Regions from separate parts of the Homo sapiens genome. Here region 1 is linked to region 2. Evidence: read pairs that join two places in POLR2A ChIA-PET (ENCODE). Cell type or tissue: MCF 10A. All regions are shown on one strand. Links, peaks and the distances in the headings refer to the core of each region. The heading gives the core; the rest is flanking DNA. Region 1 overlaps LOC102723446 (a long non-coding RNA gene). Region 2 has its middle 240 kb from the start of IGFBP3.

Region 1 (4,390 bases), core at 204-4,203, 190 kb before region 2:
AGGTGAACAGAGCCATTGCCTGGTGAGCCCCTGCAGGCTCCATAAGTGCTGCTTCCATGCCCTTCCTTTAAATGGGCCAAGGGCGGGCTCTATTGATGTAGCAACTTGCTTTCCACAACGTGTCCCGGCTCTTTCTATGTGGGTGGACACACATCTCTTTCATCTTTCAAACTTTCCCCCTTTGCCCCTTTGCCCAGGTATGGTAAGTGTCCAATGGCTACAGAAACTTGATGAATAGACTGTATTAAGCGTCTGATTAGCTATAAATCCTTGTGCCTGGTGTTGGAGATCTGGGGTAGTATCTGTTGCATGCTGACCTTCCCAAGTCAGGATTTCTCTCCCTTCTGATTTGCCTTTTTCTGATTAACGTCCAAACGTGAGGAATATTCAGTTCTCTTTAGATGAAGAATCTCCTCAACTAAGAGTCATCTAGATGGAAGATTTTGAAAATTTAGTTGCAAAGAGATGAGGCTGTGTCCTGTTTTGTATTCTGCTTTCTCTCTTGTGGGAATGTCCCCACCCTTCACGGAGCTGCGCTCCTTCCTCGAGGCCGGCAGGGCGGATGCCAAGTGTTCTGGAGAAACTGAATTAAGGACACATTGTTTTCTACCCCTCTGTGCACTCATTTTGTTTCATATCAGATGATATCATTTTGTTTGGATATATATCAGATTATACCATTAAATCTGAGGGGACCATAAATATCGCAAAGTGAATCCCTGGCTAACATTCTGACCTTGCTTACCTGCCTGGATTCTACACTTAACAGAAAGTAATTTATTCCAGGGGTGACAGGGAATTTCCATGGTGCGAGTGGAGAAGAATTCTGAAGGCTTGCCCATGCTGGCAGGAAGGAGTGTCTTAATGATTAATTATGTCCTCTAGTCACTCTAAGGCCAGTGACAAAGGGTGGGCAAGTATTTGCCATCTTCTGGAGTGAGCAACTGTTGCTACCCTCTTGGGCCCATCCAAAAAGAAACATCCAAGCTCCCGAGGGACAGAGAGATGCACATCACAAAAGCCAGTGGGTGTGCGCTTTATCGCTTAGTGCTTAACCTGGTCATCTACCTGCCAATCAGCTGAAACATACCAATCTACGTGGGAAGCTTCCATTCGTATAGTCCTGCCGCTTCCTGTGGCCGCTGCATATTCAATGCTCCTTGCTGCTTATTTCTGGAATTGAGGTGGCCTCGTGCTTTTATAGGACAGCAATTGACACATTTGCCCTGGCAGCTGAGACAGCCCATGAGGAAAGACGCTTTGGGGTCCACCTGTCCTATTTAGAAACAGTTACACAGTGAGTTAATTTCCAGATGCTGGGTTCATTTTCAGAAAGTCTTTTGGAAGCAGGGAAAAGAGTGGTTTGGAACCCTTGTTCTTTTGGAGTTTTTTGGGGGAATGGAAAATAACCTCTGGGCAGTTCTCTTTGTGTCAGAAGCCTTGTATCAATCACCAAATAGTTATCCAACATTTACCCAGTCTGGAGTGTATGGGGCTCCGGGCCAGAGCCCAGGCACAGAGCCCTAGTTGGGAGGAGCCCACGTTCAGCAGGGCACATGGCAAAAGGTGGTACTCGTTCAGGTCAGGGCTGGGAGATCAGCAGTATAGAGAGACTGGTGTGGCTGCCCAGGCAGGGGGTGGTTGTGCCTGCCTGGGGCATTGGGAAGGCTGCCGAGACCCAGTGACACTTGGGCCTGGCCTTGAAGGTAACTAGGAGTTTGCAAGCTAGAGAGTGAGGGAGAGGAGAGGTTGGGAAGGATGCGCAGAGGCTGTGTTTTGGACTTGGGGAGAATTGGTTGGGTTGAGGGAATGTCCAGAGAGAGATTTGGCAAGGACACTCGGAGACTGGTGTGTGGGTGGCCTCCTGGGCTGCCTTAGACCCTCATCTTCATGCCCTGCTGCTATGAATTTTTTATTATTGTATTTTGTTTCATTTTGACAGGATATTTTGATAGACTTCTAAAAATGGACAGGACTGTTTTTCTAGCCTTTTGTGATAAAAGTGCCCTTTGTGCTAAAAATTCTAGCCCATGGTGTGTTGCATCTGTAGGTCTCTAGCTTGGCCAGGCCTGCTTCTGTTTGGGGTTTCTAGAGCTGATATTCCTCTGCTGAAGGCTTTATAAGCTCAGATGGCATTTCCTGCCCTGAATCCAAGTCTGCCGCTTAAGAATATGCCATTAAAGGCTCACTGGGTTTGGGTTGGAGTGTGGAATTCTCATTCCACTCAGAATGAGCACGGTTGGGCACAGATTGCAAGACCTCTTTTAGATTTGAAGGTCTCAGCTCTTGCACATGGAAATGACTGAGCTCCTGGTGCTGACCTGAGAGCTGACATTGAGACAGAGGAACTGTGGGCACCATCCACATTCACCTGGATCCTGAGTGTGGCTTCTCTTTTCCTCTGCCCTTCTCAGTTTGAAGTTTTTGAAGCTCTCATTTCTTCCTCCAGTTCTGTTTACTTTGCTTTTTATTTCATTTCCTTTATCCAGTCTGTTTCTCCTATTTCTGTGAGAAACTATCCTAGTTCAATCTCTCATTTGAATTCAGTGAAAGCTGTCTGCCTACAGACTCCACGTCTCTTAAACCTCTGCTCCTTGGAAACTCAGATTTCTTCTTCCCTTCAGAGCTCAGTTTCATCAGCACTTCTGGGAGATTGCAATGTTGTCTGCACAGAAAAATGACCCCTTTATTTCAAGGCACTCCTCTCTACCTTCCAGAAGCACGGTTTTGGGTGTGAGCTGCCAGTTACAGTCCTTAGCATGGTTTGCTAAGGTCTGGGCCTGGGCACATGACCCATCCCAAGCCAAAGGCAATCCTTCCCTGGGACTGCATCTGGAGCTGGCGTGGGGCATATATGTTTCTCTGTGGTCCTAAAGCCGCAAGGTCATCGATTTGGAGATGCTTCCAGCCTTGGGGTGGATGAAAGAACTCCTCCCTCAGAGAGTGAATCCATCACCAACCAGGAGAAACACATAAACAAGAGACGTGGGCCTTCACCTTTATATCTAGGCCCATTCCTTTATTGCTCAGTCCTTCAATTCACCCACTCTTTTTACCTTCTCTCCCCCAAACTTTTGCTACAGCATTGCTCCTTTGTGGTACGCTCTTTGGAAGATTTCTGTTGAAACTAGAATGAAATCTCGACTCTCATGTGGTCAACAGGCCTGGCTCCTGCCTGCCTCCCTCCCTGCTCCCTGGGTGTCCTAGACCCATCTTGCAGCATGTTCCTCCCTCAGGGTCCCTTCCCAGCCCTCTTCAGAGAGGCCTTCCCTGGTATGTCCCTGAGGGAAGTCACCCTCCTCACTCTGAATCATCAGGTCCCAGAGATTTCTTTTTAAAGTACTTACATCATTTTATATCTGTACCTGCCTTTGAAATTTACTTGCTTTGTTCCCTCTTTGTCTGTTCCACAAAGAGTTCAGCACCACGGGGAGCCCATCTGTCCAGGACACTGTATCCCTAGCGTTTGGCATGGGTGGGCTCCAGAAACTGCTTGTTGAGTGCACGAATGAGAGTGAGAATACTGGAGAACATCCCCCTGTGGCCAGGGGCTTGTCCCCTAAGCCAGCCAGCTCTGGCTTTCCCAAGGTTACGCTATGTGCACCAATAGCGTCTGGGTGCCATCCTTTCCTGTCTCACTGTGGTGAAATGTGGGTTAAGAAGAATGAATTTCACTGGGTGTGGTGGTTTATGCCTGTAATCTCAGCACTTTGGGAAGCTGAGACAGGTGGATCACTTGAGGTCAGGAGTTCGAGACCAGCCTGGCCAACATGGTGAAACCCCATTTCTACCAAAAATACAAAAATTAGCCAGGTGTGGTGGTGTGCACCTGTAATCTCAGCTACTTGGGAGGCTGAGGCAGGAGAATAACTAGAACCCGGGAGGCAGAGGTTGCAGTAAGCTGAGATCGCACGACTGCACTCCAGCCTGGGTGATAGAGGGAGACTCCGTCTCAAAAAAAAGAAATAAATAAATAAAGAAAAAAGAACAATGAATTTGAGGGGTGTAGTCTTTGGGCTGGGCCCTGAAGGGCACATGGGATTTGGGCCCAAGAGATATTCCCAGCTGGGTGGGGTCTCAGACCTCATAGCCATGTGAAACACCTGAGTCTTAGGAAAGGCCTTTCAGTACACCCCATTCACATTGGCTGCCACTCCCTTCCCCTACCCTCTGATTTATGATCTTTGGCCTCACTTGTTATCTTCCTGATATGAGAAAGCATCTTTTGTTCATTTCCTGCATGGTTGGACCCAAGGTCCGTGAGACCAAAGACAAGGTCCAGCCCAGGATGTGGAACGGCCACAGAGGATGATGGTGACAGCTTGGGGCTGAGGGAAACCGTGGGAACAGAGCACCCACGGTGTGGGCTGGGCTCAGTCCCCAGGCAGGG
Region 2 (4,390 bases), core at 320-4,319:
ACCCTTGAGAAATGCTTTCCTGCCTCAGAAACTGACCTGAGAATATTTTGAAGTTACTAATGAGACCTCTATGTATATTTTAATGTGCAAAACTTGCATACTTACCCTTGCAGAAATGTAGAATGCTAGCTTATTGAGAAAACAAATGAAACACTTCACTCATGATAAATTCAACTGTGCAAAGTGCATATGCAGTGACAAATATTTCATAAATTATGAGCGTGGCAACAAAGATGGAGCAGGCTTAATTTTGATGTGGATTGACAGTTGAGAAGACCAGTAATTACTTAGATTGGTTTTTTTCTGCCTCTTTCTCCTGACTGATATATTTCTTATAAATTATAAGAGAAAGGTAATTTTTAAAAATAATAATTATATTGCTTACAGAATTTTCCTCCAAATGGTCATATAAAAATCTCCCTTGGCTGGGTGTGGTGGCTCACACCTATAATCCCAGCACTTTTGGAGGCCGAAGTAGGTGGATCACCTGAGGTCAGGAGATCGAGACCAGCCTGGCCAACGTGGTGAAATCTCATCTCTACTAAAAATACAAAAATTAGCTGGGCGTGGTTGCAGGTGCCTGTAATACCAGCTACTCAGGAGGCTGATGCTGGAGAATCGCTTGAACCCAGGAGGCGGAGGTTGCAGTGAGCTGAGATAGTGCCATTGCACTCCAGCGTGGGAGACAAGAGTGAAACTGTCTCAAAAAAAAAAAAAAAAAAACACTCCCCTAAGCTGCAGGCCAATATAGAGGTGGAGGTGCTTGGGGACCAAGCAATGATGAATTTGAGTCCATAAATATGCAGGGGAAGTCAGTGATGCTTTCTCCTCTAAGACAGATTCATGGTAGTAAAACTCTCAAGGTTAGGATGAACCGCCCACCTGAATCCAAATTCCACATTCCTCACATTGCACAACTCAATTTGAACCCTCTAAAACTCATTTTCATTATCTACAACATGTGCTTATATTCTTTTTCTCACAAGATGTTTGTTAATAGCAAATAGTAAGATGCATGGGAAAGTTCAGCATGAAGGTTAATTACTTTATTGTCCCATGGATATAACAGTGCTATGAATATAGTAGATACTTAATGAAGAGTTGTTTATTATTGCCTTTATCTCTTTCAATGGATATTCTGAAGCATTTTCTAATACTTGAATCAAACATTGGAGAAACTGGTATCAAGTTTTGAGGGGCAATAATAAAGGAGAGATTCCCTGAGTAGGATGCAGGTCTAAGTGCTTTGGGTCTAAGGGCCAATTTTAAGCCCTATGGTGAAGCTGCCCTTCCTACGTGCCCCATTGGGAACAAAAGTGGGGCAGGCTGAGGTTTCCTCATTTGTGTCTTACAGGATCCCATGGGGATAGGTTTTGGTCACAGCCAAAGGTCCTGCTTTGCCCACAGCCTATTAATTTAAATGTTAATCTCATCCAAAACACTCTCACTGACACACCCAGAATAATGTCTAATCCCATATCTGGGCTCTGTGGCCCAGCACATTTGACACATGCAGTTAACTATCACATTGAGCTTCTGGGGAACTCTTCTGTTTAGGCGATATTTTTCCGATACAATTGCTTCCTCTCCCAGTTCACTCCTTGACTCTCCGCCAGTGTCATTGGAGAACGGTGCACCAGCAAGAGGAACAGCAGTCACTCTGTTCCTCAGTGGACATGGGAGCAGTGCTGTCATTGCTCTTCAATGGCTGTTAGCACGTGCTGGTTCTCTTCTCCAAAGCATGCCACACTGCAAGGGTTCTGCTCAAATAACCATCGTGACTGCCAGCTGGGGCCTGGGACTCCAAGATTCTCCATTTACAGACAGGGAAAGTCACAGGGGAGTCAGGATGGCACAGGGATAGAAGCCAAATCTCTCATTGCTGGTCCACAGTTACTTCCTCTGCATCGGCCTTGACTTGGCATGAAATCACTGATGAGACTTCCACGACATGGATGAGGACTCCACTCCTTAGATTTGTCTGATGCAATAGAGAAGAACTAAATTCACCAAGTGTCAGCACTCCATTATCAATACAATTTGAAAAATTAATTCCAAAATCTGTACTATCCCTTTGTGTTCACTTTATGTGCTTGATACCTGAGGAAATACATCATTGACTAAAAAAAAAAAGGTTCTGCCCCCTCTCACTCCTTAAGAACAAGGTCTAGGTTGGTTGCAAAGAGTGAAGAAAGAACAAATACAGATACAAAGACAAACTAAAATTTAGTTACAGTTTAGATAACTAAAATCCTGTCTAGAAGTCTTGAGGAAGAGGGTCCCTGGGCCCATAGTTTGAATCAATGCAGTGATAGAATGTATTGGCCATTTAATCTGCAAACAGGAGTGAAGGATTAGTGTAATCAGGGTAATAGATCGATTTCAGTCTTTTCCTTCTTTAATTAACATCTGGTTATCTGTGAACAATAGCCACATAGTGCAAAGTACTTACTCTGCTTCTTCAAATTTGCCTCCTTTGCTGTCTGAAAATGGATTGATGTGACTAACATTCAGTTACTATGTGGTGTGCTGAAATAGTCATCTCAAGATTTTTTTTCTCCAAGATCATGATTAATGGGACAAATAACATCAAGTCCTGCCCTGGTTTGCCCACTGGCAACAGGAGCATGAGCAGTGCCCTTGCTTGTGGATGACGCACGACTCAGGCACCCAGAGCTGTGGCCCTGCTCGTGCTGCGAAGCCGAGGCCCTGGGCTGGGGCCAAATTTGGCCATGAGCATTTTCACTTTGGGAGATGTCAGGACAAGTTGGCAGGCAGAGGCCACAGTAGGAAGGCCGAGGATCTGATGGCCCAGGCCCCGCTGTTGAAGGGGCCACCAAGGGCTGATGGGCAGCATATGGTGAAGGTAGCAGGACCCAAGGTTTTAGTCCAGGGAGTTAGTTTAAGTCAAGAGGAAAGAAGAGGCATGGAGCCTGGAAGGCGAGTCTGTCCGGTAGCAGAAATGGCTTGATTTCATTTTACGACAGTTCTTAAAACTTTTGTTCTTACTACTTATTTTTTATTTGACAAGTAAAATTGTATATATTTATGGTGTACAAAACCATGTTTTGAAATATGTACACACTGTGGAAGTGCTAAATTCAGCTAATTAGCATATACGTTAGCTTACATAGTTGTCATTTATTTGTGGTGAAAGCTTTTCAAATCTACTCTGTCAGTAATGTTGGAGTGCACAGTATGTTGTTATTAAGTATAGTCACCATGCTGGACCATAGATCTCTTGCTGAATACTTTTGGCTCTTTCTACACAGTAAGCCCCACCTCACAAGGCAATCGCAGGCACACCACAGGCACCAAAGGAGTTCTGGGCCCAGAGGGCAAGATGGAGCTCAGTGCTAGGTGCCACTAGCTGCCAGGTTGGGGCCATCTCCTAAATTTTCAGAGTCTTGTTTCCTCATCTCCACAGCAGGAGTACCAAACTCCACTTCTAGGGCTGCTGAGAGGATTGAGCCAGAAAACAGCCAGGCCCTGGCACAGAGCTCAGTGTGTGGAGTCTGCTGAATCCACCATGTAACCGAATCTGCAGGCGATTCTCCAGGGGAGTGCCAGAAAAATGCTCAACACTTAGGGCTTAAGTCAAAGATGTAACAAATGAGGCTGGAAGGGAACATTCGTATCTTGTATCCATTTATCCAATGGGCTTGGATCCTTACACCACCCCACCAAGTCCTTGTTGTGACTTTATTTGAATGCTAGTGAGCTTGTCATCCCTCCTTCTCCTCTCCCTTCCTTTTAATTTTTTTTTCTTAGCTATTTATTAAACACTTACTACCTGCCAGACAGAGTTAGGCACAAGAGATATCATGGCAAGAGAAACAGAAGTGTACAAAGCCACAGGCACATTTGGAAGGAATGTTAATGTTGCGAGACTTTTCCTTAGCTCAATTAAAGACAGGGTCCTTGTCACACAGCCAGGAAAATTTAGGCTCGTAGATGATTTGAAGAGTGAGAAAAATGGGATTTATTGGGCAAAAAGGGAAAAAAGGGGTAACAGAGACTCTTAGTGAAGCAAGAGAGTGTGCTTTTTGCCTGTGCGCTTCCCACCTCACAGATTGAATCCCAGGTTCCACCCAGGAAGAGGAGGGGCCAGGCTTCTCCCTGCTGCAAACAGCACAGAACTTCTGTGGCTCCACTCTAGTGCACAGACTGGTTGGAGTTTCTCTGGGGGCCCCTTCCCACCTGGCTGTCTCATTTAAGGGATGCATTGTCTCTGGAAGAGGGCTTGAGTCAGCTGAGGTAGTGAGCGCTGGGCAGCTGAGATGAGCTGGGTGTGGGTGGGGCTTGGATGTGATGCCAGACTGCAGTGAGCCCAGAGCTTGAATCCCCACTCATGCTGAAGCCCAGCAGTTCCTGACGTAGAGATGCTGGC

Evidence for each region. Peaks named below come from ENCODE experiments on the same cell type or tissue, not always from the same donor. Only the 100,000 strongest peaks of a DNase experiment are listed, where the experiment ranks them.
Region 1: POLR2A ChIA-PET joins it to region 2 with 5 read pairs; 2 of 35 experiments call an interaction of 5 or more read pairs at or near these places.

What each region holds. Positions count from the first base shown.
Region 1 is chr7:45,968,513-45,972,902 of GRCh38, forward strand. The region is part of intron 1 of LOC102723446 (a long non-coding RNA gene); the gene reads left to right. Among named protein-coding and RNA genes, the nearest start is that of IGFBP3, 49 kb to the left of the region's middle. In MCF 10A, for the core only: no CTCF peak of the experiment used is centred there; no DNase peak of the experiment used is centred there.
Region 2 is chr7:46,158,416-46,162,805 of GRCh38, forward strand. No RefSeq gene overlaps it. Among named protein-coding and RNA genes, the nearest start is that of IGFBP3, 240 kb to the left of the region's middle. In MCF 10A, for the core only: no CTCF peak of the experiment used is centred there; a DNase peak (open chromatin) is centred at 2,656.